Linked DNA regions of Homo sapiens: region 2 is linked to region 1. Evidence: read pairs that join two places in POLR2A ChIA-PET (ENCODE). Cell type or tissue: PC-9. All regions are shown on one strand. Links, peaks and the distances in the headings refer to the core of each region. The heading gives the core; the rest is flanking DNA.

What was found. ChIA-PET counts read pairs that join two places held together with the same protein. Peaks named below come from ENCODE experiments on the same cell type or tissue, not always from the same donor. Only the 100,000 strongest peaks of a DNase experiment are listed, where the experiment ranks them.
Region 2: POLR2A ChIA-PET joins it to region 1 with 9 read pairs; 3 of 35 experiments call an interaction of 5 or more read pairs at or near these places.

Annotation. Positions count from the first base shown.
Region 1 is chr13:27,575,401-27,592,075 of GRCh38, reverse strand. LNX2 (ligand of numb-protein X 2) reads left to right here. Exons shown (of 10, transcript NM_153371.4): 2 at 10,273-10,779. The coding sequence starts at 10,373. Among named protein-coding and RNA genes, the nearest start is that of LNX2, 37 kb to the left of the region's middle. In PC-9, for the core only: no CTCF peak of the experiment used is centred there; no DNase peak of the experiment used is centred there.
Region 2 is chr13:27,256,590-27,272,433 of GRCh38, reverse strand. RASL11A (RAS like family 11 member A) reads right to left here and starts at 1,604. Exons shown (of 4, transcript NM_206827.2): 1 at 1,366-1,604; 2 at 894-950; 3 at 716-795. The coding sequence starts at 1,489. RefSeq lists silencers at 1,204-1,433, 1,474-1,693 and an enhancer at 1,642-2,142. In PC-9, for the core only: no CTCF peak of the experiment used is centred there; no DNase peak of the experiment used is centred there; H3K27ac peaks cover 1,109 bases.

The DNA of each region.
Region 1 (16,675 bases), core at 4,697-8,696:
CCATTCTGATGTCTTCTCTGAACTTTCCTCATTTTATCTATGCTGGCCTCCTTACTGTTCATTGAACACACCAGGGACATTCTCGCCTCAAGGCCATTGTACTTATTGTTTCATTTGCCTGTAACAGACATTTTTACACCAGATACCTGCATGGCTTTCTAGTTACTTCTTTTTGGTTTTAAATTCAAATGCCACCTTCTCAGTGAGTTCTTCCTTGATCATGCTGTTTAAAATAGCTGTCCTCCCAGTACTGTGACTTCCCTGCCTTGCTTTCCTTTGCTCTGTAAAACTTTTCAGCGTCTAAAATACTGCATTTCATTTCTTCTTATATGTTGTCTATCCTCCACCCTCTCCCCCTGTTAACTTCACAAGGGCAGGGATTTTTGTCTGTTCAGTGCTCAACTCCTAACCCTGGAACAGTAGTGTCTGGCACATAGGAGATTCTCAATAAATCCTAGATGGATGGACGAACAGACAGGAAAAAGAATGGGAGGTCAGATTTGAGGTTAGGGAAAAGAATAATTAGTTTGCTTTTCAATATAGTTGGTTTGTGAAAGTTCACTCCCTAGTGGAGATGTCAGAAAGGCAGGTAATAGCAACTTAACATGTGAAACCTGGGATTTTGTTTGAATCCGTTTTGGAAACACAGGAAACTAATATAATTGGAGGTGCATTGTTGATCATCCTAGGGGCTTCATATAGTACAGCCTCTTTATAGTTCTGGCTTTACAGTGCAAATATTTTATTAATATTTGAATCATGTAACATTATGCATTTGTATTTTGCAGGGATATTTGATATATATGAATCTGTAATGAATTACAATGTATTTTCTTTCTTTTAAGTTTTCTCAGTGTTAGAACTGTAACTTAAGTAAATTAGAAGACATTGTGTCAGCACATGGGAATCATTCTGTGTAAACATCAAGGCCAACAAGGCTCTGGTCCCTGCCCCTGAGGCCATTGTCTATTTAGTCTGGCCTTGAGAAAGCACAAATATGGCTCTTCAAGGTCTGACCCAAAGTTATTCTTAATCTGATGGTATATATGTATATGTGTGTGTGTACACACACATATATATACACACACACATATATATGTATATATACACTTTATAATACATATATAAAGTTATAAGTAGAGCAAATTGAACATCCTAAATATGCTTTTTAAATTATTGGTGTCACTGATTAGCTTTGAAAGCTGCAACATTTAAATTTCTTATATCTTGTTCTTAGTTAAGATAATGAAGCCTGGGAATCTTTATTAGTAATATCACCATGATATTATTTTAGTTCTATTTCCTTTACCTTATTGCATAGGTTGATCACAGAATAGCAGTATCCACCCGATTCTTTTGCATTTATTGGAGAAAATAGGACTGACAAGTTTCTTCTGTAGCTTTAGATATTTTTTATGAAAAAGTATAAGATTGGCTCTGGGGCAAAATCTGCTATCTAAAACCACCTATTTACTAACATCTGGGTTAGTACTAAAGCCATCTATGCTGCTAACATTTACCTGTGCTTGCCTTAAAAAAAAAAACCGGGCTGGGGATGGTGGCTGACGCCTGTAACCCCAGCACTTTCGGAGGCCGTGGGAGGCCGAGGCGGGCAGATCACTTGAGGTCAGGGGTTCGAGACCAGCCTGACCAACATAGCGAAAACCCATCTCTACTAAAAATATAAAAATTAGCCACGCATGGTGGCATGTGCCTGTAATCCCAGCTGCTCAGGAGGCAGAGGTTGCAGTGAGCAGAGTTTGCAGTGAGCCGAGATTGCACCACTGCATTCCAGCCTGGGCAACAGGGTGAGACTCAAAAAATAAATAAATAAATAATAAAAATAAAAATAAAAAACCAACCATAGATGCAGCAGCATCTCCTAAATAGCACTTTTGGCTAACATGTGAAACCTGGCTAACATGGTGAAACCCCGTCTCTACTAAAAATACAAAAAAATTAGCCGGGGGTGGTGGTGGGCGCCTGTAATCCCAGCTACTGGGGAGGCCGAGGCAGGAGAATGGCATGAACCCGGGAGGCGGAGCTTGCAGTGAGCCGAGATCATGCTACTGCACTCCAGCCTGGGTGACAGAGCGAGACTCCGTCTCAAAAAAATAAAAATTGCCCCAACTCAGCTGGCTGGTGAAGACTGCTGTTAATGAAGAAAGCCCACGTGTTGGAGGTGCTGGAGAAGTCTTTCTTGTTGGAGCAAAGTTCTTTCCACAGCGGTCTTATTGGCAGAGGTTCACCTAGATGTTACTGGAAAGGTTTAGCATGATATTTAATATATTTCCTTTTTGAAATAATTTTATGTAAATTCTGTTTCCAAATTAAGGTAACATGATTTAGAGTAACCTTTGAAAGTATAACTTTAGTATAACTGTCTTCAGTGTAGGAATCAGGCAGGTAACCCAGTTTGGTTTTTGCCTTGATCACTTTGCACTAAAAAAACCTTTTTCATCATGGTTTAGGAGAATTTCAAAATTAGGAGAACTAAAGGTGAAGGGGGTTTAAAATTTTAAATTTTCTATTAGCCACAATTTGACCTCCCTTATATAGAATATTTAAAAGATTAAAGTTATCAAAAAATAAAAATGAACAAATACTGAGACTAAAAGGTAAATATACCAATAAGTGTTTTATTATATATAAACAGATACAGAATCGTGTTTTAGAGATAAATTCAAACTCCCTCTGTGTGTGTATGTGATTAATTACTATTTAAGCAAAGCCAGTAGATTATAGTTATAGCCAGTAGTTTATAGAATAAAATTTATGTGAAGCTCCCATATGATACGGTAAATATTTCTATGCAGCTAAATATCCAGATATGCTTCTTCCAGTAGGAAGAGGCTCTGGGGAAAGAACTTTATTCCGGGAAAGACAGACTCCTATAGCAAGGCTCAATCAAGCATTTTTCCATTTTTAGTTTTTGCTTTTCCAAAAGGATTGTTGGTTATTGACCGGTACTTCTTGTGAAAGAAGGGTTTTAGAACTCTTCGATGCTGTATATCAGTCATTTACCCCCTTTTCTTTCATTGAATCCACAGGGTCAAAACTGTTTTCACAATGCCTTTCTCACTCTTTTTGGCACAAGTGTCTAGTAGAATTTTCCAGACCTCACATGTGAGCTCATGACAGATTAAAAACAGAAACATATATGAGACTCCAGATTAACAAACATGTAAAATAATATATTTCTTCTATGTTTTTTACTTTGAAAAAAGTTATTTTCCATAAAAATGTTAATCTACTGGGTTTGTTTTTTTTATTAACATGGATATTTGAATTTTCATTACTAACATAATGAATACAGACAGATAAAAGCTGTTTGGGAGCTTCAGTAATTTTTTAATTAAACTTTTTATTTTGTGATAATTGTAGATTCATATACAGTTGTAAGAAGAAATAATACAGAGAGATCCCATGTACCCTTTATCCAGTTCCCCCCAATAGTAGCATTTTGCAGAACTATAGTACAGTATCATAACCAGGATATTGGCATTGATACAATTTCCGTTGTCACATAACCCCTTGTGTTGCCCTATTATTTGCCCCTAACCCTTCTTGATCCTTGGCAACCTCTAATCCATTTCTATAATTTTGTCATTTCAAGAATGTTATATGCATGGAACAATACAGTATGCAGCTTTTTAGCATTGGCTTTTTTCGCTCATAATCTTCTGGAGATTCATAGAGGTTGTTGTTCATAGAGGTTAATAGTTCATTCCTTTTTATCGCTGAGTAAAACTCTGTGGTATAGATGTGCCACAATTTGTTTACCCATTCATCAGTGGAAGTACATCTGAGTTGTTTTGTAGTTTCTGGCTACTACAAATAAAAGTTGCTAGAAACATTCGTGCACAAGTTTTTGTGTGAATGTAAGTTTTCACCTCTCTGGGATAAATGCTTAAAGGTATAGTTGCTGGATTATATGGTAGTTGCATGAATTTTTTAAGGAAACTGCCAAACTTGTCCAGAGTGGATAAAAGGGTTCTGAAGTCAAACAAGTTTGACAGCACTGCTTTTTTTTTTTTTTTTTTTTTTTTTTTTTGTGACAAGAGTCTCGCACTCTTGCCCAGACTGGAGTGAAGTGGCGCCATCTCGGCTTACTGCAAGCTCTGCCTCCAGGGCTCACGCCATTCTTCTGCCTCAGCCTCCTGAGAAGCTGGGACTACAGGCACTCGCCACCATGCCCGGCTAATTTTTTGTATTTTTAGTAGAGATGGGGTTTCACTGTGTTAGCCAGGATGGTCTTGATCTCCTGACCTTGTGATCTGCCCGCCTTGGCCTCCCAAAGTGCTGGGATTACAGGCGTGAGCCACCGCGCCTGGCGACAGCACTGCTTTATACAGAAGCAGCTATCAAAGCTGATATGTGACATATACCATGAGAAAATTTTCCTGTGTTGATACCAAGTAAGGAAACTTTTTTCCCTTACCCCTTTGTAGATTAAAGGGAGTATTACCTTATTCTTTGTGCATTTGTAAATTAACGGGCTGGGTTCATATGTTGATTCCTTTGAAGTGCCACAAATGCACAATATTTCCTCATATATGAATATAGTTATACATATCAGGACCCTTTTTGCATTTCAGGATCATGTATGAGCCTGAGAACAATCTTTTTTAAATGCCTAATATGTCTTAAGAAGTGGGAATACAAAAGATTAAAAAGGCTATTTTTACCCTCAAAGAGGAGGGGAGGCAGATGAGCAAACATGCACTGTAGGAATTGCTGAAGGGAAAATATGTGTAAAGGGCAGCAGGAGCAGAAGGGAAGGGGGGGAGCGCTCAAGAGTAGGAGGAGGCAGAATTTGAGCTGAAGCTAAGGAATGAGAAGGATGGGCCAGGGGGACTTGAGAGGTAGGGTATTCTTAGACCCCTGGTACCGATGAGTTAAGGGAACCACAGATGCTTCCTGTCTAACCTTCAGTGGTAACTCTTAGCTCATCGTCTTTTTCCCTGGGCTGGATCTCTTAGGTTAGGGCCAGTGAAGACCCTTTAAATCTGAGTCAGGAGTAACATCGAGAGAAATGAACTGAATAATACATAGTTTTGGAGTATGCAAACCGATGGTGGAAAACCATAGTTCTTTCTGAGAGTCTTTGTGGATATTCTTATCCCTTAAACCAGGAAGATCAAGCATGTTAATCTTAACTGGAATTAGGTAGTAAACTCCCTTCCTATTGCACTGGCTGTTTTTCAAGATATTATTTTAAATGTGTTGTAATAATCCCGCCCAAGCTAACAGCTTCCTTCTCTTTACTATTCCAGCAATACTGTTAAATAGATTATACAGTTAGAAAAGATGCACATTATGCTACATTTTATCTTTATATTTTAGGAAATGTTTGAGACTATTATTTAACCTGTACTTTAGTATTTCACACTGCTCACAGATATATAATATCTGAACTCAAACATATATGAACATGGGCATGTCCTCCTGTATACATAGATGTAGTTTTGTTCACCTAAACTTGCTGAAAGAAAGCATTATTGTCACCCAGTTGGTCATTCAACATTTATTGAGCTCCTCCCCTGTGGGAGGCTCACTCTTAGAGCTGATAGTTCAGTGAGGGACCCCAGTGTGAGAGTAGTGTGAGGCAGTACAGCCAGCTTGCACACAAAGCAGAAAGAGAAAGATCTGCCTGAGCTGGGAGAAGAGGGGTGGGATTGGGGCTTAGAGAAGTGAGGTCAGGATGCCTTTCTCCTTCCAAAACTCATACTCTAAAGCTTTCCTGGAATATCTTTCCTATCATGTTATTTTAAAGCCAGAAGGAATGGGTTTATCTTCCTTCTTTCTTACTAAGTAACTATATGCTATATGGCTTTGCACAAATAATAAAATCTGTGTGAACATTTGATTCTCTATTTTTAATAATAGATAGCACTTACATTGCACCTATGATTTGCCAGATACAGCAATATATATGTGTATGTGTGTATATATATACGTATATATATCTGAACTTAGATATTATATAGATATAGATATATGTACTGCCTTATATATATAAGTATATGTATATATAAGTATATATATGTATGTAAGTATATATATATATATAAGTGTATATATATACACTTATTCTTTATATTGACCCTTTGAGATAGACCGCTGTTACTAAATGGGAACATGTTAATTTTCTTCATGAAAAGTTTTTTGATAAAATGAAAATAAAGAACTGAAGTTATTTAGAGATTTAGAAAGTAGCTAAAATATAATCGTCTTAAATACTTTCTTAGTCATCATGTGGGAGGCTAGAATTGTAGTATTTTTCTTGAGGAAGAGAAAAATTAGAATAAACACTATCACAAAGAGGGGTAAAAAATAAGTGAATATTCTTGCTAATTGGTAATTCTTGCTATTGGGTAGGAAACAAGAATCTGCAGAAATTCCGTATTAAAATACCTAGCTTGGACGTGTCTGTCTGGCTGAGATACAGGATGTTTCTCTCCTTAATCTCATGTACTTGCACTGACATGTTAAAAGTTACGATGCTCAAAGGGAGAAGAACATGAATTATAAAATGCGAGAAATGTTTGCTTTCTTGATGTTGGTATTGATAGGAGTTTAGATTACAGGCTGCTAGTATTTTTTTTTATTATTTTTATATATTTATTTATTTATTTTATTTTTTTCCTTTTTGAGACAGAGTCTTGCTGTGTTGCCCAGGCTGCAGTGCAGTGGTGCGATCTTGGCTCACTGCAAGCTCCGCCTCCCAGGTTGATGCCATTCTCCCGCCTCAGCCTCCTGAGTAGCTGGGACTACAGGCGCCCGCCACCACACCTGGCTGATTTAAAAATATAGTAGAGACGGGGTTTCACTGTGTTAGCCAGGATGGTCTCGATCTCCTGACCTCGTGATCCACCCGCCTCAGCCTCCCAAAGTGCTGGGATTACAGGTGTGAGCCACCGTGCCTCGCCCATTTTTTTTTTTTTCTTTTTCTGAGACCGAGTCTCACCCTGTCACCCAGGCTGGAGTGCGGTGGCATGATCTCTGCTCACTGTAACCTCTGCCGCCTCCTAGGCTCAAGTGATTCTCCTGTCTCAGCCTCCTAAGTAGTTGGGACTACAGCCACCCACCACCATAGCCGGCTAATTTTTATATTTTTAGTAGCAATGAGGTTTCACCATGTTGGCCAGCCTGGTCTCAAACTCCTGACCTCAGTTGATCTACCTGCCTCAGCCTCCCAAAGTGCTGAGATTACAGGCGTGAGCCACCGTGCCCAGCCTTGCTGGTATTATTTTATTAGTTCTTAAAAACACAATTTATCTGAGGCCAACTGTCCTGCCTGAATCCTATGCCACCACCTCCTAATTTATGACAGTTGTTAAATCTGTTAAAACATTAATGTTTTTCTTTTAAAATTTTTATTTATTTAGAGACAGGGTCTCGCTTTGTTGCCCAGGCTGGAGTGCAGTGGTGCAAGCTTGCCTCACTACAGCCTCAAAGTCCTGGGCTCAAGCAGTCCTCCTGCCTCAGCCTCCCAATTAACTGGGACTACAGCCATGCACCATTGCGCCTGGCTAATTTTCTTATTTTTTGTGGAGACAGGGTCTCACCATGTTGCCAGGCTGGCCTCACTCCTGGGCTCAAGGGATCGTCCCACCTCAGCCTCCTGAGTAGCTGGGACTGCAGGCACATGCCACCATGCTCAGCTATTTTTTTTTTTTTTTTCTGTAGAGACAGGGTCCTACCATATTGCCCAGGCTAGTCTCGAACTCCTGACTCAAGCAGTCCTCCCACCTCAGCCTCCCAAACTCCTCCCTCACTGCATTACAGCAGTGAGCCTCTGCATCTGGCCTACTTTAATGTTGTTTTTCCAATAAATACTTTAAATAAATAAGCAAATACATATACGTGATTGGAGAATTTTGTTATTGAAATAGAAATGCTAGTAGCCTCAACATGGTATCCTACTCTTAAGGTTCTTGTGGCAGGCACGCTAAGTTCTAGAATTCCCCTCCCTTGAGTGTGTTTTCTTTGCTGCACAGTTTTACCTGCTTCATATTCCCTGAATGTGCTGTGTACCCTCAAGCCCCTGCAACTTAGCTGATGCTTTTTTTCACCCAAGGTGCCCTTGTCCATTTTTTCTCTCTGGCTGATACTTCCTGTCACAACTCAGCAGTCCCATGTTTTTTTTTCCCTTTTGAAAGTATTTCCGGCCACAAAGCCAGAGTTAGATGCCAGTTCTTTTCATGTCTCTCCATAGTCACGTAACACCCTGTGCATAACTTTTCTTAGAGTACTTACTAAATTGAATTTTAATAATGGGCTTTAACTGTCCTCTCCCTACCTCTTCTGTCTCGATGTTCAACGTTTGGTACATTCTAGAGTCTCTTCTTATGTAAATATTTACAGAAGAAGAAATACAGAGCTGCTGCCTTTGGAGTTGAATATTTAATCCCTGATCCCTCAGCAGTAGAAAGATGGAAACCGTTAGATGAGGGGAGCATTCCTGGCTAGGCTCGCGCTACCCTGGAGGAGGCTGCTCTAAGAGTTATATTGGAGGGCCGGGCATGGTGGCTTACACCTGTAATCAGCACTTTGGGAGGCCAAGGTGGGTGGATCACCTGAGGTGAGCAGTTTGAGACCCGCCTGGCCAATATGGTGAAACCCCGTGTCTACTAAAATTACAAAAATTAGCCAGGTGTGGTGGCGGGCATCTGTAATCCCAGCTGCTCGGGAGGCTGAGGCAGGAGAATCGCTTGAACCTGGGAGGCAGAGGTCGCAGTGAGCCAAGTACGCCGCTGTACTCCAGCCGGGCAACAGATCGAACTTAAAAATAAGTATGTTGGAGAGGACGCGCGCACACACACACACACACACACACACACACACACACACACACACACACACACACACACACACACACACACACACACACACACACACACTGCTGCTCTGAGTAAGCAAGCCCAAATCGAAGTATGGAATACTATGAGGTGAAATTGAAATGTATAACATATCTTATCTGTTTAATTGAATTTTGGCAGGTTTTTTTCTTTTAGTGGAATAAAATAGTATTGTACTTTGCAGCATTTGCGCTGTTATTTATATACGCTATGCAGATGTATCTTTCTATAATCTGTGTGACATATGGAGAGAGTATTCAAATCATACATACGCTGAAATTCATTTTTCCCATAGTGCTGAGCAAAGGTCATTTTTTATTATTATACTTTAAGTTCCAGGATACGTGTGTAGAACGTGCAGGTTTGTTACATTAGGTATACATGTGCCATGGTGGTTTGCTGCACCCATCAACCCATCATCTACATTAGGTGTTACTCCTAATGCTATCCCTCCCCTAGCCCCCCATCCCCTGACAGGCCCTGGTGTGTGATGTTCCCCTCCCTGTGTCCATTTCTTCTCATTGTTCAACTCCCACTTATGAGTGAGAACATGTGGTGTTTGGTTTTCTGTTCCTGTGTTAGTTGATTCTGAATTATCCTTGAGACTACATTTCAAAGACGCAATCTTTGATATTGTACTGTAAATGTGTAAAATCAATCAGAAGCAAAGAAGCATGTCTAAGATGACATGCAAATGTATTATATACCTCAAACAGCATTACTATTAGCACAATTAATTGGCTTTAAAACTACCATTGAACAGTGACATATTTGGGGATTTCAGTCAGTAAAACAAATCGATTGTTTCTTATGTCACACTATATAATCTATGGTGTCTTTACCTTTCATCAAAAGTTGTTTTTTTATCAAGAACTTGACAGTGGGAGCCAGGCACGGTGGCTCACACCTGTAATCCTAGCACTTTGGGAGGGCTGATTGCTTGAGTCCAGGAGTTCAAGACCACCCTGGGCTTTCCACCATGGAAACCCTGTCTCTACAAAAAAATACAAAAAAATTAACAGGACATGGTGGCGTGCACCTGTAGTACCAGCTACTCGGGAGGCTGAGATGGGAGAGTCACTTGAGCCTGGAAGGCAGAGGTTGCAGTGAGCTGAGATTGCACCACTGCACTCCAGCCTGGGTGACAGAGCAAGACCCTGACTCAAAAAGCAAATAAATAAAAAAATCAAAAGAGACAATTAAAACTTATAATAAAAAAGAACTTGGCAGTGTAAGTCCTTCTTAGCCAACTAGAAAATTAATTTCTTTTTTTATGACTAATTTATTACCTGATTCAACCTTTAATTTTTTACTAAAAAAAGCTAACCAGTAATATTACATTGATACTTTTAACCTATCTTGATTGATATTAATTACCTTTTTTAATGTGTTTGTTTTGCTTATCTAGAAAAACACACCTTGACTTTAGTCAGATACATCACTGTCTGTTAAAGGAAACCAAGCGTGAAGTGGAAGTCTAACACATGAGGATACAGAATTGATTCAAAATGGGAACAACAAGTGATGAGATGGTGTCTGTGGAACAGACCTCCTCCTCTTCTCTAAACCCCCTGTGTTTTGAATGTGGCCAACAGCACTGGACAAGAGAAAACCATTTGTACAATTACCAGAATGAAGTGGATGATGACCTAGTCTGCCATATTTGCCTTCAACCTCTGCTGCAGCCACTAGACACACCCTGTGGACATACATTCTGCTACAAGTGCCTCAGAAACTTTTTACAAGAGAAAGATTTCTGTCCGTTGGACCGGAAAAGACTTCATTTTAAGTTGTGCAAGAAGTCTAGTATTCTAGTTCATAAACTCCTAGACAAATTATTAGTTTTATGTCCATTTTCTTCAGTGTGCAAAGATGTAATGCAACGTTGTGATCTGGAGGCACATCTCAAAAACAGGTAAGCAAAAAATATAAAAGAAGTAACTCCAGATTTTGGAAAAAGGTGGTTCAAATGAACATAAAAACTTGATTAAAACAAAACAAACCAGAGCACTAGTAAGTAAATGGGTGAATCAAGTACAGAAGAGATACAATAAATAAGTTGTATGGAACAGTATTTAACATTATTTATCAAAAACATGAATACAAAAACTACAGTGAGGAAGTACTGTTTTATACCTGTTAATATTTCTGCTGCTGTAATATGAAACTGATATATTCAAATAGATGACAGGATATTATGATAGATTCTTTCTATAAAGCAGTTTGGCAGTTTGTTTTTAAAAACTATATGAATGTAAATCTCCTTTTATCTAGTTTATTATCCTAAGGAAATAATCTAAAAGCAGGAAAAATTGTATGTAAATATGTTCAGTGCAACATTGTGCATAGTTTGGTAAATTGGAATCAGTTATTTAAAAGTAGGGAAGGGTTAAAAAATACTATGCACATAAACTCAGTGGGATATTATGCAGCCAATAAAAACGATAATTTTGTTGCAATATGGAAATAAATACATTATTTTATTTGCTAAGATCTTGTAAAGATTCTGGGTTCAGGGACTAGACTGAACAAGAATTAGGAGTTGGAAAACTAAATATTTAGTGGGGATTTCTGTTCTCATAAAAGCTTTTTAAAAGGTTAAGTAATTTATTTAGCTGATGAGTTTTATAATTTGATTTTGCTAAAAGACTTGATCTTTAACTTAGGAAGAGTTACAGTATACGTCATTTGTGTAGAATCACATAAAATGGCAGAAATAAATACTGGTTTCTAATTTCAAGTTAAGCCAGTTTTACAGTATAAATCTGCAGTAATCTCGATTGCTGTGAAAAACAATGCATACTACATCATACTGGACTTAGATGTAAGAGTGTAAGTCTGATATAGAATGGCTTGCTATTATACTCACACATAAAATCATAGACTTGAAGGAGATTATCTAATCCCCCTCATTTTATGAATAAGGAGACTGAGTCACAAAAATTTAGTTAATGCTGTAGTTAGACTCAAGCTTTACTGTTCTTGTTTACTATTCTAATAAACCATGTTGACTCTATCGTAGGTCAAGTCATGTTCTCTGCTGCTATGTAGCAAAAGTTTCATTCATGTGCACATGAAATACACATTCATTTTGTATCAATATATTGTTGATATTTATTTCTAAACATCAGAGTTAAGACATGAGAAACAATGAAAAAAACAAAGATGTTATTAAAATGTTGGAAACATTTAGATTTATAGAATGCTTAACTCTAAACTGTGTTGTCTAGAACTAGGAGGTAAGATAGAGTAGGATAGACAGACTTTTGAAAATGCGTGTAATAATGTAGCATTGCATTTTTTTATATCTTCTGTAACCAGCAAGCATAGAATCTGAACATGATGGCAGAGGCCTCCTGGAAACTGACACTGGTCTTTTGAATATACTAGTCTGAGTCAGGACTAGTTATGGCTGAAGAATATTTCAGGCTGCTTCTTTCAGTAGAACTGTTCTTTTCAGTGTATAGGCTTCTTTTCTAAACATCAGTTATGAGATGTTAGAGGAACTGAATGAAATGTCAGTTCAGTTATTTATGATTTTGAGAGCTGAAAGATAACAGTTTCACAGATTTTCAGGAATATTCCTTTAACATGCATTCAAGAATTTAATTTGCAGTTGAACTATTACTAGTGTTTCTTATCAAACCATTTATAATGAGAATGTAAAAAACCTTGGTAATTGCAAACTGCCTTTTCATTTACATGTTGGTAAAGGCTTATCCAGTTGAAGGTTTCATTTTCCAGCTGTGCTTATTAGTATTGAAGTAACCAATTTTATCATTTCTAAAGTATCTTAGGCCTGTAACATGAAAGATACAGTGAAAAGATGGATGATTGGAAAAGGTGGTGATTTGCCTGATACAGACAGCTAAGAGTGATTACTGAGTATATAAATGTAAAAAAATTATAAAATGTAATATGATTTTTATATGCCATTTGAACAGATAGTGATGAACAGCCTGACCTTTCTCTGTTCTCTTAAATAAGAACATTGAAATTCAGGTAGAAATGTATATTATACAACATTCAACCCTAAATAATATAGTTCATTTGTTTATTCAGCAAATATTGATTATCTGCTATGTGCCAGATACTTTTCTAGGTGTTAGGTAGTCTCTGCAAGTTAGAATCTAATGCCGGGTTGTAGATTCCTTTAGAAACAGAACCATGTCTTTATAGTCTTTCAGTTTATTTGCCCAAAGTTGACAGTCATCTCATGTTAGTCCAATTAAATTGTTGATCTGTGTTTCAGTTATTCATTGCTGAGAAACTAACCACCCCAGACACACTGACATAAAACAACAAGCATTTGTTGATTCTGTGAGTCAGGATGCAGACAGGATGAAACAGGGATGGCTTGTCTCTGCTATCTTTATGTGTGCCACAGCTGGGAAGGAGCTGAAAGCCAGGGACTGCAACAGTTGTAACTGGAGAGTCTACTTCCAAGATGGTTTCTTCATTCACATTTCTGACACCTTGATGGGAATGACTAGGTGCGTGGGACTTGTCAGCTGGAGAGGCTACAGGTAGCCTTCCCAGCATGACAGCCTCAGGGTATTTAAAGTTCTTACATAAGTGGTTCAGTGTCTAGTAGGCTGCATGGCCTCATATGATCTAGCCTTGAAGTTGCCTGGCATCCCTTCTCTGTTGGAAGCAGTCATAAACCCACCCATATCCAAGGAAAAGGGGACATAGGTTTCACCTTGTGATGGGAAGTCAAAAAAATTTGCAGCCATGTTCTAAAACCAACATAAACTAGCAAGAAGAATGATGTTATGCGGCGCAGAATATGATTACTACGACTGTTTGCGGCTTCTCGGTATACAAATCTCACTTGTTTGTTAGAAATTGGTAAGTCTGTAAGTTTCATTGAAATTCATAAGATTTTAGCATCAGCAACAAAGAGTCATTGTATAAAAGTTGCATGGCTGTCATGTGCCTTTGCTCTTGAGCTTTTAGGGTTTACAGGAATCTCTTAATTATTGGTAGAAATAGAGCATTAGCAGTAGTTTGCATAAATTTGATAATTTCACATTTAAGATCACCTTCCTATTTGAATGAAATCCTGCCCTTAACAAATGTGTTTTGATTTGAGAAGAGCAAACATTTTTCTCCTACAGATAAAATATTTATGAAAGATGAACATGTTTAAATAAAACTGCTATTTTTAACTGATTATGTATTAGTGAAATGAAGAATTTTAAGAGACATGGACAGTCTCTATCTTTGAACAGAGAAATAAAGCCTTTGAAAAATATTCTACATGTTGTACTAAATATGTAACATTTTGATTGTTTCTTTGAAATTCTGCCAAGCAACATCAGCTATATAGCATTCCTCCTACGCTCTACCACTCATCTCCAACCCACCCTTAACGATTTAACATTTAAGCCTTTGGTAATTGTAAGTGCTAGTTGTTGTTGTTGTTTTTAAATTGTGTGTTTGTGCCCTAGTTTATGGCAAGGTTCAGAATTACTTTTCCTCTTAAAAATTACAGTTTAATGCCATTATAAAAAGTTTACAATAGAAAACCTTTAAAGAAGCCTCTTTCCTTGCTGAGAACTTTTCTTGTTCATGAGATGGTTATGAAACCTTAAGTTCAAGTTTGTTCAGCCTGTGCCACATGCAGCCCAGGAAGGCTTTTGGGATTATTTTTTTTTTAAGCTTATCAGCTATCATTGATGTTAGTGTATTTTATGTGTGGACCAAGACAATTATTCTTCTTCCCGTGTGGCCCAGGGAAGCCAAAAGATTGGACAACCCTGCTTTAGATGATGGTCCAGGAAAAACTAAATAGAAAAAAAAGGGATCAGGATAGGCTGAGGCATGATTGCACTTTTAAATTCACACTTTAACTTGGAGGGAAGTTTGTGTTTAGCACATTCTTATCAGTATTGTTTTTTCATGTATGGTGTGAAAAAGCAGATATATGTATTTGCAAATCATGTGTATTCTAGTATCCAGAATATATAAAGAACTCTTAGAAATGAAAAGATAAATCCAATTTTAAATGGGCAAAGGATTTGAATAGATAGTTCTCCAAAGATACTCAAGTGGCCAGTAAGCACATGACATGCTCAACATCATTAGTTCATTTTTATATTGGATTATTTGTCTTTTTGCTAAGTTGTAAGAATTTTCTATGTATTCTGGATACTAGACCCTTACCAGATATATGATTTGCATATATTTTCTCCCATTCTGTCAGTTGTCTTTTCACTTTCCTACATCCTTTAAAGAACAAATATCTAATTTTTATGAAGTTCATTGTTGTTTGCTTATGCTTTTGGTGTCATATCTAAGAAAACATTGCCCAATTCAAGGTCACAAAAATTTACATGTACGTTTTCTTCTAAGAGTTTTCTAGTTTTCTCTCTTATAATTCAGTTTTTGATCCATTTGGAATTAATTGCAATGAGAAATCATAATGTGTATTGTTCAATCCTTTAAATTTTATTGAGGCCTTTCTTTTCTTTTTTTTTTTCTGGAGATAGCATCTCGCTCTGTCACCCAGGCTAGAGTGAAGCAGTGCAATCTTGGCTCACTGCAGCCTCCACCTGCTGGGTTCAAGTGACTCTTGTGCCTCAGCATCCGAGTAGCTGGGACTACAGGCGCACTCCACCATGCCCAACTAATTTTTTTTTTTTTTGTGCTTTTAGTAGAGACGGGGTCTTGCCATATTGCACCAGGCTTGTCTCAAACTCCTGAGCTCAGGTGATCCTCCACCTAGGTCTCCCGAAGAGCTAGGATTACAGGCGTGAGCCACCATGCCCAGCCTTGAGGCCTTTTTTAAAATGGCCTAGCACATGGCCTGTCTTGGAAAATGTCCTGTGTGTACTTGGGAATAATGTAAATTCTGCTGTTAATGGATGGAGTGCTCCATATGTCTATTGGGTCTAATTGGTCTATAGTGTTAAAGGGTCTATTTTCTGGTTCCATGTCTAGTTGTTCTGTTAGTATTGAAAGTCGAGTATCAAAAGCTTTATTGTTGATTTGTCTATTTCTCTCTTTGTCATTTTTTACTTACGTATTTTGGGGCCATTGTTTGGTACAATTTCTGTTTATAATTGTCATATCTTGTTATGTTTTTCTGTCTTTTGCTTTATTTATGTCTTTGAATCTGAAGTGTGTCTGTTGTAGACAGTTGGATTATGTTTCTTGTAGCCCATTCTGCCAGTCACTGACTTTTTATTGGGATGTTTCATTCATGTAATTTAATGTAATTACTGATAAGGTAGGCTTTACATTTGCCATTTTGCTGTTTGTTTCTATATGTCTTATTTCTTTTTTCCTCCATTTCTTCCATTTGTGTTAAATATTTTTAATATGCTATTTTAATTCCCGTGTCATTTCTCTTAATTAAAATTATTTTCTTAGTGGTTACCCTGGGGCTTACAATTAACATCCTAGTTTATAGCAGTCTATTTTAAATGAATACCAGCTTCATTTTCACTAATGAATTAGTCAGGGATCTGTAAGGAAATAGAACCAATATATGAGGAGTTGGCTGACATGATTAAGGAGTCTGAAAAATTACACGTTCTGCTCTCTGCACGCTGGCAACCCAGGGAAGTCAGTAGCATAATTCAGACCTTCTCAGTCAGAAGGTCTGAGAACTAGGAGAGCCAGTGATCCCAGTCTGAGGGCAGGAGATGAGATGTCACAACTCAAGCAGTAAGGCAGGAAAATAAGGAATGAATTTCTTCTTCCTCCACCTTCTGTTTTCTTCAGGCACTCAAAGGATTGAATGATGCAACCACATTGGGGAGGGCAATCTACTTTATACTTTATGGAGTCCACTGATTCACATG
Region 2 (15,844 bases), core at 11,691-15,690, 330 kb after region 1:
GGGCCGGGCGCTGTGGCTCATGCCTATAATCCCACCACTTTGGGAGGCCGAGGTGGGCGGATCACTTGAGGTCAGGAGTTCGAGACCAGCCTGGCCAACATAGTGAAACCCCATCTCTACTAATAAATAAATAAATAGATAAATAGCTGGGAGTTCCGGCGGGTGCCTGTAGTCCCAGCTACTCGGGAGACTGAAGCAGGAGAATCGAGGAGAATCGCTGGAACCTAGGAGGCGGAAGTTGCAGTGAGCTGAGATCCAGCCACTGCACTCCAGCCTGGGCAAGAGTGAAACTCCGTCTCAAAAAAAGCAGAGCTTGCCAGGGGAGAAGAGTCTCTCCCATCAGAATCCTACCTCTTTTTTTGTTTTGTTTTGTTTTGTTTTAAACGTTTTTTTCTTTGTTAATGGTTCCATGGCTACCTCCGGAAGAAATGGTGAGACCTGCTTAAGTAGTGATGGCCCACCAGGGTTGCAAAGTGAAGTTAAGTCAGGTGCTTAACAAGAGGAGGCTGCTTCTAACCATGCCTCCCCCTTAGAGAGTTTCTAACACCCCAACCACTGGCCCCACCTGTGGACAGCCCATTCCTCCCTCTAAACGCACAGGTCGGTTTAGATGCCTTGCTCAGACCCCTGCGCCCAGCATGGGCGCCCTACGTGCTGTGCCCACTGGGGTGGTCTCACGGGTGGGGGTGAGCTGTTTGCCCCTGGCGGTTCTTACCTGGACGCCCCCGGGAGTATCCTGGATCTGCAGGGAGAGCTGGTCCCCCTCGACATAGACCAGCCGTGAATACAGCTTGCCTGGAGAATGAAGTAGAGTTTGCTTTTTAATTCTCAAACTCCCATCCGTAAAAAGAAACACGCAAGCATAAAAGCAGGGAGCGTGAAAGTATTCTCACCTGTATTCGGTTCATAGTCTCCAATGAATCTCTTGGTCAGGAAGCGCACGATCATTGCTGAAAAGGAAATAGGAAAATCAACCGAAGGAGTAGAACAAGCCTGTCAAACCCAGGCACCTCGGACAAACTGGGGGGAGTGAAGGGTGCAGAACCGTGGGCACTGCTCGCTTCCAGAGGCTCCGCAAAGCCGTGGTGCCGCGGGCTTGGCCGCGAGTACGACTGGCGGGACACCTCTCCCGCACCCCATCCCCGAACAGGCGCCAATCCCGCCGAGATCCCAGGAGTAGATGCACCAGGAAACGCCAGGGAAGCAGGCCGGGACGGACCGGGACCCACCCAGCGCGAAAGCAGCCCGATTCTACCTGCACCCGCGCCCTCTGCTTCGGCCGAGGCGCCCTCTCTCCGCAGCGCCCCCAGTGGTCGCGGCCGGAGCCGGGGAGCGAAGCCGCCCGGGGGTCCCCGCCGCACTCACCGCTCTTGCCCACGCGGCCGGCGCCCAGCACCGCCAGTTTGATGTCCTTGGGCAGTAGGTAGTCCGAGGAGGACTCGGGGATGGGTGCGAGCAGAAAGTGCCCGGACATGCTGAGCGGCCGCATGGAGCGCGTCCCGGGGTCCGGCGCGCAATCCGAGAGGGCTGGGCCTCGCCGCACCCGGAGCCGGCTCGCCAGCTGGGAGTGCGGGACTAGAGGTCCGGGACCGCGGCGGCTGCCTGCAGAACTGTCAAGGCCCGCGGCTTTTAAAGGGCTTGGTGCGCCCGGGAGCGCGGCGGCCGTCCCAGCTCCTCCTCGTCTCCGCCCCTTCCCGGAGCGGCCGGGAGGGGCGGGAGCAGAGGCCGCGGAGCTGACTATCGCCGAGGCTGTGCGCTTCGCCGGGCTGCTAGCTGCTCGCGGCTCCAGGCGCTCTGCGGCAGGACTGCGGCTCCGGGGCTCAGACCCTGGAGATACGGCCACCGTCCAGAGCGCGCGAGTGGCCTCTAGTCAGGCATTCTGCGAGTCTCCTCGCCCCGCAGCAGCCAGCCGGAGTCACTAGACCTGTGGGTGAACTTGAGATAGGAGTTACGAGTTGACGAGAGAAGAAGAAAAAGTGCAATCAGTTGGATGTTTCTGCAACAATGGGACAGATTGCTGTAAAACGCTGCCCTTTTTATTTTTAAAAGGTGCTAAGGGGCTGGGCGCGGTGGCTTACGCCTGTAATCCCAGCACTTTGGGAGGCCCAGGTGGGCAAGATCATCTGCGGTCAGGAGTTCAAGACCAGCCTGGCCAACATGGCGAAACGCTGTCTCTACTAAAAATACAAAAATTAGCGGGGCGTGGTGGTGGGCGCCTGTAATCCCAACTACTCGGGAGGCTGAGGCAGCAGAATCGCTTGAACTAGGGAGGCGGAGGTTGCAGTGAGCCGAGATGGCACCACTGCACTCCAGCCTGGACCACAAGAGCGAAACTCCGTCTCAAAAAAAAAAAAAAAAGAAAGAAAAGAAAAGATGCTAAGGGGTAACATTAATATGGGAAAAGGGCGGGGGGCGGGGGGCAAGAGCTCTGAATTAGTATCAGTGGAGGCAACTGCAGTCACTGTGACCTTGCTAGGGATAGATGAAGTCCCCTTAGGGGCAGTGATGGTTAGCATCTCAGTATCCATGCCCAGCCCCTCCTCTGCAGGCAGGGGTTGCACTGGCTCATTCCTGAACACTCATGAGCACTCCACTGGCTGGGGGCCCTGGCCCTGCACTAAGTGTCCATCATTAATACTATCCTATGTGCTTGAGTCATGCATTTGCTTCAGTATCCAAATATTTACTTCTAGGTGCATGGTGGGGTCTAGGGTGGGGTGGGGGGCAGTGTGAGGAACAGGACACAGAGCTATAGACTGGTTCTTGGATTTCTGGAGCCCACCAGAAATAGCACAGCAGAAGCCTCAGGACTTTAACCTTGAACAGTTAGAAGACCTTCATGCCTCTGACCTCCTGTGTTCCAGCCTCACTTGCCTAATCGCCTATTAGACAGCCCCACCCTAATTCATACCTTTCTCTACCCTGGTTGTACCAGTTTTTGCTGCATGACAAGCCACACCAAACTAGATGGCTTAGAACAACAATCACTTACAGTTGTTGAGCCCTTTGATGCATCTGCAGGGAGCTTCCAGGTTCTGGAAGTGGGGGCTGGCTGCCCTTGGATAGCCTTACTCATGTCTGGCAGCTGTTGGCTGTGATGAGGGAGGGTAGTGACTGAGTTACATGTCTCTTCTCATTCAGCACGTTGGCCAGGGCCTGCCTTCATGGTAGCTGAGCAGAGTTCCAAGAGAGTGGGTGGAAATGGATAAGGCCTCTTGAGACCTAGGCCTTGAGAAGGAACCCATCCCTTCTGCTGCATTCTGTTGGCCAAAGCAAGTCATGGGGCCAGCCCATATTCAAGGAGTAGGGAAATACACTCCGCCCCTTTGTGGAAACAGCAGAAAAGTCACGTGTGAAAGGGCAAGGAAGCAGAGAGTGATGGAGAATGGGGTCCATTTTTGTAATTGACCATGCTAATGAATGTGTCTCCATCCACCCAGTGGCCCAAGCCTGGGAGACATCCTTGACTCTACCCACTCTCTCACTTCCACATTGATTAATCGCCAAGTTCCATCATTTCTCCTCCTATATTTCTTGGTGTCTCCCTCTGTATCCCTACTGCTCTCATTTCTTTTTTTTTTTTTTTTTTTGAGACGGAGTCTCGCTCTGTCGCCCAGGCTGGAGTGCAGTGGCGCAATCTCGGCTCACTGCAAGCTCCGCCTCCCGGGTTCACGCCATTCTCCTGCCTCAGCCTCCCAAGTAGCTGGGACTACAGGCGCCCGCCACTACGCCCGGCTAATTTTTTGTATTTTTAGTAGAGACGGGGTTTCACCGTTTTAGCCGGGATGGTCTCGATCTCCTGACCTCGTGATCCGCCCGCCTCGGCCTCCCAAAGTGCTGGGATTACAGGCGTGAGCCACCGCGCCCGGCCTCATTTCTTATCTGCAGAATTCTGAATAATCCTGAAGTAAACTAATCTAGACTAGATGGTGACTTCAGTTTACATGTTCCTCCCTTGGAGAAGCCGTCTCTGATCACTGCCACTGTCCCCACCCCTATCTTGCAGTTACTCACTCTCAGGGCACTGATCTCAACTATCATTACTTTCTGGTGGAATATTTGTTTCATGTCTGTCTCCAGGAGGACAGGGACTCTAGCTTGTGACTCTAGTACCCAGCACATAGTGGCACCTGGGACTGGCAAGGTCCTTAATAAATGTTTGTTCACTGGCTGACTTTCCAAATGAATGAATGAATGCTGTCTTCAGTGTATGAACTGGAAAATACAGAAGTCATGTTTCTGACCATTTTCCCATTGCCTTGGTTTTGAGAGCAGCTTGCTCTCAGGAAGACGTGTGCTGGGAGATGTCCTGAGATAAACTGCCATATTTAAGTTGTACTGACTTTTGACTGTTCATAAGGCAATTTTCTCTGTTAAACTGCAGTTTAATTGAAAAGACTTGAAGCAAGGCACCTTCCTCCCTGATGGGGGAAAAGGCACCATAAAGACAATGACTGTCTAGGGAACAACTGGAAGCTGTTAAGTTCCAGGGTCACGTGCAGCTCCGTGATGGGGGTCTGGGCTGTTGTCTCTGATTCCTTTTGACTTCTCCTTTATGGATGCAGGGTGGCTCCTGCAGCATCAAGTCCTTACCCAAACAGGAAGGGAAGGAAGTACTCTCTTAGTTGTTCTCTTTATGAAATAAAGCAGTTCTCACAAGAACTCAGCAGACTCTCTCTTACATCTCACTGGCCAGAACAGAGAAACTGGGAAAGAGATTACTCAAGTATCTAGCAAAGAAGACTGGGATGGCCATGACTAGTTTAGACAATCATGATTCCTCCCTCTAGCTGGACATACCACCACCCCCATCCAAAATCAAGAACTCACAGAGAGAATGACTGCCAAGGAGATCTGCCATAAACCCTATTCACCTTCCTGGAGTGAAAATCCAGCACTTTCAAGGGAAAAGAGTCCTTTCTTGGTGGAATGCTGAGTATCTCTGTCTCTCCTCACCTCCTTCTCTGTTTTACATTCCCAGTCTGGAATAAGACCATTGTAGCTTAAGGTCAGCCAATAAGGAAGATTCCTAAGACTGTTCTCTGCCCAGTGATAATTATGTTCCACTTTGCATTTACATTGCACCTTTGCTCAGAAGAGCTCAACATGTTATTTCATTCTCCTTGGAAAAGCTCTTTGCATTTATAAATATACAAAATAATCCATGACCTTCTAGTGAAGACAGTAAGTGACTGAACTGTAGAATTATAAATAGCCTTGCCTAAATTGTTGCTGCTTGTGTTCTGCCATTTCCTTTTAAATTTGTGTCCAGAGTTATGTAAAACTATGGTGCAACCAATATAACAGGCGTGCTGAAGTGGTTTTAAAAAGATAATAGAAATGCGTAGGCATGGATACAGATATACAAATCTGTGGGTGTTTAGAATGAGCATAAAGGCCAGAGTTTGGTAATATGCAAATAATAGCACACTTGGGAAGTTATTAACTCTTTCCCAGTCAAATAAAAGCTTGAATTCTAGTCATCAGGCAAAATTTTGCCAAGGGTCCTCCTCTTGTTCACAAACAACTCCCCCACCCCAGCCATAACCCAACATCAACTCCCTCTCCTGTATATCCTAAGTCCTTGACTATTGAGTTTACCGGAGCCTCAGAGCCCCTGCCTTTGAGGTGCTCTCCCTAAACAGGAATCATGGCTCTGCCCTCTACCAGCTCCCTATTTTACTTCAACTCAGCAGGCACAATTACTGAAAATTGACTCTGTGAGGCTCTGTGATAAGTGCTTGCGCAGAACATAAAGAGCAGCGAACATTTACTAAGACAGCAAAGTATAACACACTCCTGCCTGCCTTCACAGACATCCCTGTAGTGAAGAAATTTATCAAATTCACTATCATTTATAAATTACTGTTGAGTTTACCAAGAAAATTCTCAAATATTATCTTAATTTTTAATTAATCCTGTGAAACAGGTAAAGAATATCCTCTAAATTGTGGTTTAGACAAATTGAGTAACTTATCCAGTCACAGAGCCATATAGTGGTGCAGGCCTCAAGCCCTCTGAGTTTTAATCTTGGCACATTCCACGGGTATGGAGGGCAGGGTGCAGAGCCGGGCACTGTGGCTCCCACCTGTAATCCAGCACTTTGGGAGGCCAAGGCAGGAGGATTGCTTGAAGCCAGTGTTCAACCCTGTCTCTACAAAAAAAGAAAAAAGAAGGAAATAAAAGAAAAGAAGGAGGGAGGGAGGGGAGGGGAGGAAGGAAGGGAGGGAGGGAGGGAGGAAGGAAAGGGGAAGGGAGGGGAGGGGAGGGGAGCAGAGGGGAAAGAAAAATTCGCCAGGCATGGTGGTGCATGCCTGTTGTCCCAGGTACTCAAGATGATGTGGTGGGAAAATTGCTTGAGCCCAAATCAAGGATGCAGTGAGCTGTGATCATACCACTGCACTCCAGCGTGGGCCAGAACAAGACCCTGCCTCAAAAAATTCAAAATTCAAAAAAAAAATACAAAATAAAGAAAGCAGGTTGTAGAACACTGTGTTGGTAATGGAAGGCCAGAGCAGGTCAGGATGCAAACTCCAACAGAGCTGCCACAGGGAGAGTTAGGTCTGATCCAAGTATCAGGGAAAGCTTCAGCATGAGCTGGGCTGCAGGTGAGTCAGGTGTGATCGGTGGAAACCAGGGGAGGGCGAAGGCCTGTCAAATTGAGGGAACAGCATGCGCAAAATCATGGAGGTACATGACAAGTGTGAGGAATTCTGAGTAGTCTCAACAGTGAGAAGGGTGTGGTAAGTGACCCAAAAGGCTGGGGGCCAGACTGTGAATGGCATGCTAAAAAGTTTATCCAGAGGCTATGGAAAGCCATTAATCATTTCTTGAGGAGAAGAGCTCCTTCTACAGTTGTTTCTCGGGTTATCTGTAGGGCTTTAGTTCCAGGACACACTGAGAATACCAAAATCCAGGGATGCTTAAGTCCCTGATATAAAAAGAGTGTTGTATTTTCATATAACCTATGCACATCCTTCCTACTTTATTTTTTGAGATGGAGTCTCACTCTGTTGCTCAGACTGGACTGCAGTGGTGTGATCTCGGCTCACTGCAACCTCCACCTCCCGGGTTCGAGCAATTCTCCCGCCTCAGCCTCCTGGGTAGCTGGGATTATAGGCGTGTGCCACCATACCCGGCTAATTTTTGTATTTTTAGTAGAGACTGGGTCTCACCATGTTGGCCAGGCTGCTCTCGAACTCCTGACCTCAAATGATCCACCCACCTTGGCCTCCCAAAGTGCTGGGACGATGGGCGTGAGCCACTGCGCCCGGCCCTTCCTTCCTACTTTAAATCATCTCTAGATTACTTATAATACCTAATACAATGTAAATGCTATGTAAATAGTTATACTGTATTGCTTAGGGAATGACAAGCAAAAAGTTTGTACATGTTCAGAACAGATGCAATTTTTTGTCCCAATATTTTCCATCCCAGCTTGGTTGAGTTCATGGATGCAGAACTCACAGATACAGACACAAAGAGCAGACTGTACATACAACAGTATGAGTACTAGGAGCTTACAAATAATAGGATATGGGCCTGGTGTGGTGACTCATGCCTGTAATCCCAGCATTTTGGGAGACCGAGGTGAGAGGAACCCTTGAGCCCAGGAGTTCAAGGCTGCAGTGAACTGTGATTGTGCCACTGCACTCCAGCCTGGGTGACCCTGTCTCAAAAAATAAAAACAAAACAAAATGATATGGTCTCTGACCTCAAAGATCTTAAAACTGTTTACTTACTCATCTCCCATGAGCAATTAATTTAATCTGAACCTCTCTTCCTTCTTAGGTGGAACCAAAAAAATCCAATCATCTTCACTTGAGCTAAGCCATCATCTCATTTTACAGAGACAGTAAAGAGTACCCCATTTATTTTCCAACCCAAATGATTTCCATAAATCCAAGTCTTGCTGGAGAAGTGTGTACGACAGCATTTGTGTGCCTCTTCCATTAGTGGCTTTGTGTGGTGGCCTGTCAGCAGCTCCTCGCCACACACGGCTGTTTGAAAAGAATCACAGTGCAGAGCCTCGGCTGCTTATTCACTCCTCTGTGCACATTTTCCACCTCAGCAACAGCAGCTGCAGCTGCTGCCTCACTGTTATTATTCATAACCTAGCAACTGGTCGAACAGATTCTGTGGAGAAGGATTTTTGCTATCAATTTTTTTCTAAGTGGAGCTGGGGTGAAGAAACATGCTATAAACACTCATTCCAAATAAATCCAACCCAGTTTTAAATCCTTTGTCTTGTGCACAAAAAAAGAGTAAGATAAACCTACCTTGTTCATATTTTAGCAATTCTTTATATTTTAGCAAATTTTCCATCCTAGTACAGAGAAAATGCTACTACAGGAGTGGGAATATGGAAGAGACAAGAACCTGAGTGTGTGTTTCTGCCACAACATTCAGAAGAAAACTTCAAAAAACAGTGTGATATATTTTATCTAACCCTTTGGGACTGGTTTCAACTGAATAAAAATAGAAGGCCTTAGAAAATACCTGGCTAGATCAGAACAGACTTCAGTTCAAAGTTCAAGGAACCACACAGCCTCACTTACAATCATGGCTATTACTTAAAAATAGGGTGAAAAAATTTATAGTTAGGATATTTTTCTTCATTTTCACTGACAAGTGTAAGAAGGGAAATTGGACAGTAAGAGGTTAATTTATAAATTCACAATCTGTGGTGGTTGCTCAGGACCTGCATTTCAAGGCAGACATGTAATCAGCACACACACACATTACTCAAAGTTCGGAGGTTCCAATTTAATTATCTCCCCACTTATAAAACCTAATCTGCAGGACATCCAGATGGAGCTGCCCAAGAGGAAGATGGAACTACAGATATGGGGCTTCAGAGAATGTGAGCTCTGCAACTGAGCCTCAAGTATCAGAGAAGGCTAAAGACGTAGACCAGTGGTTCTCAAAATTGAGCATGCATCTTATTCACTCAGAGAGCTTGTTAAATAGAGTGCTGGGCCCCATCCCCAGTATTTCAGATTTGGAGGGTCTTGGGCAAGTCTGCATTTTTTTTTTTTTTTTTTTTTTGAGACGGAGTCTCGCTCTGTCGCCCAGGCTGGAGTGCAGTGGCACAATCTTGGCTCGCTGCAAGCTCCGCCTCCCGGGTTCACGCCATTCTCCTGCCTCAGCCTCCCGAGTAGCTGGGACTACAGGCGCCTGCCACCACACCCGGCTAATTTTTTGTATTTTTTAGTAGAGACGGGGTTTCACTGTGTTAGCCAGGATGGTCTCGATCTCCCGACCTCGTGATCCGCCCACCTCAGCCTCCCAAAGTGCTGGATTACAGGCGTAAGCCACCGCGCCCTGGCCAGGTCTGCATTTTTAACAAGATCTCAGATGATGCTGATGCTGCCAGCTGGGAGATCATACTTTAAGAACCTCTGGCTTAGATAACCCAGGAATAATTTATAAAGGAGAGAGAGACAAATGTGGAACATCTAGGAGGGGCCAGAATGAGGCTAGAAGGGGGTCAGATAGGGAGAAGAAACAGTAAAGTATGATGGCAGAACCCTCTGCAAGAGAAAGCATTTGTTGGCTGTGTCAATTATTATGTGGATAAAATTAAATTGGAAAAAAGTATCTACATTTGTTAATTAGCAAGCTTTTCGTAACCTTTAAGAGTACAGTTTCATCAGTGGTGGAGGCGGAAGCCAGATTTGCAGTGGGCGACCAGGAAATTTAGCTATGAAAGGGAGGAGGAAGGCACAACAGGAAGGGCTGCTTGGTTTATTTGCTGGTTTTTGCAAGCCTGCAGGCTGAAGTCAAAAAAGCAGCAAGTTGGGCTGGGCGTGGTGGCTCACGCCTGTAATTCCAAAACTCTGGGAGGCCGAGGCGAGCAGATCACCTGAGGTCAGGAGTTCGAGACCAGTCTGGCCAACATGGCAAAACCCCATCTCTACTAAAAATACAAAAAAATTAGCTGGGTGTGATGGAGGGCACCTGTAATCCCAGCTACTCGGGAGGCTGAGGCAGAATTTCTTGAACCCAGGAGGCGGAGGTTGCAGTGAGCCAAGATCACGCCACTGCATAGACCAGGATAATCAGTGAAACAAGAGGGCAGAGGCAAGAGCCCTGTCAATACCAACTCTTTCCTCTTTTACCCTCCTTGATACCTTGTTTTATGAAGGGATTTAGGTCTTACTGTTCCTCCTATACTGTCACCTCCTTAATAAGGCTTTATGATGTGTCTTTTTTCCCTTCATTCCACAGTAGAGTAGGTACCAGTAAACATCCCCTTACTGGCCAGGTGCGCTGGCTCACGCCTATAAATCCCAACACTTTGGAAGGCCGAGGTGGGCAGATCACTTGAGCCCAGGTGTTCAAGATTAAGTCTGGGCAATATGGCGAAACCCCATCTCCACTAAAACACAAAAATTAGCCGGGCGTGGTGGCATGCTCCTATAGTCCCAGCTACTCAGGAGGCTGAAGCAAGAGGATCACTCGAGCCCAGGTATTCGAGGCTGCAGTGAGCCTTGATCGTGTCACTGCACTCCAGCCTGGGTGACGAGGGAGACACTGTGAAAGAAAAAAAATTCCCCTTGATAAAGATCTATAGATACAAGTTGATAAAAACTCAGACGACTAAACAAAACATATATTGTGTAATGATAAGTACTATAACTTATAATATAGAAAATGAATAAAGTCTGTATAGGATATTGAGATCTTGATAAAATTCGAGCAGAGGCTGACTAAAGGGGACAAATCATGGGGAAGGATGAAGGAAATGCATTCCTTCATAGCATAACACGCTCCTTCAAAAGCATTCCTTCATATTTTGTACTTCAACTTACTTACAAAAGCCCTCAGGCACGAATGCACTTGGCATATTAAAGGCACAGCGAGAAGGCTCATGAAATTGGATCTGACTTTGGGGCAGGAAGTGGTACAAGACTAGGTCGCAAAGGTAGCTATAGTACAGATAATGTAGGGTTTTGTAGGCCATGATAATCATCAGAATATAAATGGTATTCAAAGCCATGAGGCTAAATCTCACCTGAAGTATAAAGGTACTTCAATATTTGGAGGTCAGAAAGACAGAACCAGCAAAGACTGCAGATCAGGTAAAAGGAAACCAGGAGAGGGTTCCAGAAGCTAACTGAAGCCAAACTCAATAATAAGTATTTTCTCTCACCAAAGTAGCAAAGATTAAATTAAAATAATCAATGCTGATGAGAATGCTGTGAGACAAGCATGTTCCCTGGAAGGTGGAGTGCAAACTGGTATAACCCTTTGGTAAATCAATTCATCAGTGAATCAATAATTTGAAAAACACATATTCTTCAACCCAGTATTGTGCGAGAAAATCTATTTTTGAAGATTAATCCAAAATACTAAAATTTTATGTATATTCATAGTATTGCCACTGATTGTTTTAAAAATTGCTATGCTGTACATCAAATAGGAAGAGTTCATTTTCTGAATATCTGTGCTAAGGATAGTAGTTCCCCTAAGTCAATTCGGCATGTCATCGTTTTCTCTCATGCCCAACTTCATCAGCCCCTCTGAATTGACACCTCATATCCTCATTTCCTTGTTGACAAGTCACAATTTACTTATTTCATCTGGTTGTGTTAAAATATGAAATCATAGACCTAAATGCACCAAGGGCCTATAGGAATCATTTTATCCAACCCCTTATACTCAGGTAGGTGATACCACTTTACTGATGAGGCAACAAAAAGTGAAGGTAACATGACTTGTTGGAGAATGAACAAAAGAATGTTTAAGGTCTCCTGATCTTTGCACGTTACATGGGAGGTTTAACAATCCTACATATTCATATGCAAAATGGTTACAAGTCCTCAAAATTCAGAAAACACTATAGTTTTGTAAAGATTGAACACAGACATATCTATCCTTTTTTTTTTTTAAAGAGCAGTCTTTTTCTCATTATCCTCTCGTTAATTTGAAGGGCATTTATTGAATGCTTACTATTTTCCAGGCATGAAGAGTGCAAAATTTAGTAAGAGACAGTCCCTAAACTCAGGTGTAGTGGGGAAGACAGAACCTTACAAGTTAAAAACACTGTAACAGAAGCAAACACATCTGTCATGGGAACAAAGATGTGGGGGATTTTATTACAACCAGAAGTATCTCTCTTCTCCGATTCCAAGAGCTTTCTTCATTCCTCTCCTTAAAATACTTCCATCAGGGAAGGTATCATCTATGAGATAATACAGGGTGAGTGCTAAAGGACAAGCAGGAACTCATCAAGTGACCAAAGGAAAGCCTAAATGTTTCAGGCAAAGGCAAGTGCATGTGCAAAGAACTTGAAAAAACCTATTTCCCTAATATCTAAAGCATAAAGTAGGAAGGCAGTAACAGGAAGTGAAAGGGAAAACAAGCAGAAACCAGATTACAAAGGGTCACATACATGACGGTATCACGTGTTTGCACACTCATCCAATTGTCTAAACTCATCAAACTGTACACACTGAAGGTGCAGTTCTTTGTTATCAATCATACCTCAACAAAGCTGTTACAAAAAATAATGTGGTCTTCCAGACACTATCTGGTACCCACCACCCACCCACCCACACACTAACTTATTGGAGTCTTCTGGGATCCACTTGGTAGTCAAACAGCACAGCAAACAGAGTAACTCTTTGGCATAAGAGGATCATGGGTTCAAGTCCCAACTCTGCCACTTTCTGGCAGTGTAACCACTGGTGAGTTATTCTCCCTTCTTGAGTCTTTTATCTTATTCATAAAACATGGTAGTCCCCACATCTCAAAGCAGCCAGGAAGATGAAACAGATCAAGTGGTCAACAAATGTTGTTAGGCATATAATACCAATTCATTAATAGAGCTCAATTTTATGGATGCTCTCTGAAGCAGATAAATGGTAAACAGGGAAACATACCACACCCCCTCCCCCAACAAAAGGAGGCCACATATACTCTTAAAACCTAAATATTAGTAAATTCTAGATTCACTGGAAGGCAATGACTTAATTTTGGACATCCAAAATACTCCTGGCACGCATTTGTAAAGAAACAACGCAAAATTCTCAATTAGCAACAGAATATGAAACAAAAGTTGGTCGTAACTGAATATTCACTGTAACATCATGATGTGCTTTGTAAGTATTCCCATCTAATTCTCAAAAATCACCCTTTTAGGGGCACTTTTATTATCTCCTTCCACGTAAGAAAACTTAGTCATATTGGTCAATTTGCTATGTATTAACAGAATGAGTAAGTGTGGACTCTGGAAGCTGCTTTAATGAAGGGAAGAAGGCAAGTGTGACTAAAGGGACAGGCTGTGAGGACTTCAACTAGATGCATTGTTGAGCCATGAACTATGATTGGAAAATACACAGGACTAATGTGATAATTATGTTTACATGCAACTCTCCACTACTAGAATGTGAATCCTTAGGGGCAGTTATTCAGAGATTCATATCCAGGTGTGAGGGATCCCAAAGCTGTACATACCACCCATCTCGCTTCATTAGAAAAAACTCAAGACCACCAACTAGACTTTTCTCCATTCACACTAAAAAATGGTTTTTTTTGAGACAGGGTCTTGCTCTGTCACCCAGGCTGTAGTGCGGTGACACAATCACAGCAGACTGTAGCCTTGACCTCCTGGACTCGTGATCCTCCCACCTCAGCCTCCCAAAGTGTTGGGATTACAGGTGTGAGCCACTGTGCCTGATCTTTCATAGCATTTAGTAAATATTACTAGGTCTTTGCCTTACACAGCAAATACACCCCAAGTAGGTAGCAACAAGACTGACTGTGTAGAATCTCAAAGGTTAGATAAAATCAATTAGGGGATGAAATGGACTTACAGTCAGTAAGATTAGTGAGGATACATTTCAAGGACCCATGTTTGCTAAGTAAAGGTTTCCAATTGAATGGTACTGTTTTAATATGTCCTCTCCAAAATTCATGATGAAACTTAATCCCCATTGTTGCAAAGAAATTGCCATCAGTCATGCACTGCTGGTAGAAACGTAAAATGGTAGAAAACTCTCTGGAAAACAGTTTAGCAGTTTCTCAGAAACCTAAACATGGAACTACCGTTAAGACCCAGCAACTGCACTCTTGGACATTTATCCCAGAGAAACGAAAACTTACATTCACACAAAAACCTGTACATGAATTCTCCTAACAGCCTTAAAAACAACAGCTAACAACTGGTAATAACCCAAATGTCTTTTAGCAGGTCAATGACTAAACAAACTGTGATACGTTCATACCGTGAATTGTACTGAGCAATAGAAATACACACAATACACGAAACAACTTGGATGCACCTTCAGAGAAAGATGCATCCGAAAAAGGCAAAAAAGTCAAAAAAGGCAAAGGGTCACATCTAACTTACATGATTCCTGGTCATTCCCATTCTTGAAATGACAAAGAAATGAAGGCTAGCTTGGTGCTTGCTAGGGATCAGTGGGGATGAGGGGAGATAGAGGTGGTCTGACTACGTAAGGCAACATGAGGTATCTTGTGGCGTTAGAACTGTTCTACATATTGACTTTATGCTTATCACTTTTTTCTTAAGATGGAGTCACTCTGTTCCCCAAGCTGGAGTGCAGTGGCATAATCTCGGCTCACTGCAATATCTGCCTCCCAGGTTCAAATGATTCTCTTGCCTCAGCCTCCAGAGCAGCTGGGATTACAGGTGCTCACGATGGCAGGCTCATTTTTGTATTTAAATACAGACGGGTTTCACCATGTTGGCCAGGCTGGTCTCAAACTCCTGACCTCAAGTGATCCACCCACCTCGGCCTCGCAAAGTGCTGGGATTACAGGCATGAGCCACCATGGCCGCCTATTATCAATATCTTGATTGTGAAACTGCACTACAGCTTTGTAAGATGTTATCATCGACAAACAGTATACAGTGTACAAGGGATCTCTATTATTTGTAACTCCATGTAAATCTGCAATTATCTCAAAATAAAACATTCAATTAAAAAAAAAAAGGAACTCCCATTGTGGCAGTTATCAAGAGGTAAGTTAAGGCCAAACCTTCACAAGACACCGAACCTGCCAGCACCTTTACCTTGGGACATCAGAGCCTCCAGAACCACCACATAAGCTTCTACTGCTTACCCAGGTCTGTGGTATATTGTTACAGCAAGACAACGGCCTAAGACAAATGCTATTACCACTATTATTTTGAGTCCTGTTCCATGCATGGTCAAAGCAATTCCAAGCTAGTATATAACACACAAAGAATGGATGCTTTAAACAATCTTTTTTTTTTTTTTAAGGATTCAAAAGCAAACTCTGGATCCTGAGCTTAACTGTTACGCAATAGATGACATCCCACTTATTTTTGTATGTTTTATTTGTCCTGGCACAGTAGCTCACACCTGTAATCCCAGCACTTTGGGAGGCCAAGGCAGGTGGATCACGAGGTCAGGAGTTTGAGACCAGACTTATAAACATGGTGAAACCCTGTCTCTACTAAAGATACAAAAATTAGCCAGGCGTGGTGGCACGCGCCTATAATCCCAGCTACTCAGCAGGCTGAGGCAGAATTGCTTGAACCCAGGAGGCAGATGTTGCAGTGAGCCGAGATCACACCATTGCACTCCAGCCAGGTTGACAGAGCAAGACTGTCTCAAAAAAAAAATATTTTATTTCTTCCTTGATGATTTAGAAGGACTATCTTCAAACCAGTACAAGTATTTCATATATAATACCTCGCCATTTTCTGAGTAATTTGTTGCACAATAAGCTACCTCATGTCCTTCAGCAAGAAATACATTAAATTTGAATAGCAAGGACATTACATAATGAATTAGGACACAACCAAAATTTGCTTTAAATATTTCTTTGGGGGAGAGGACACCACACT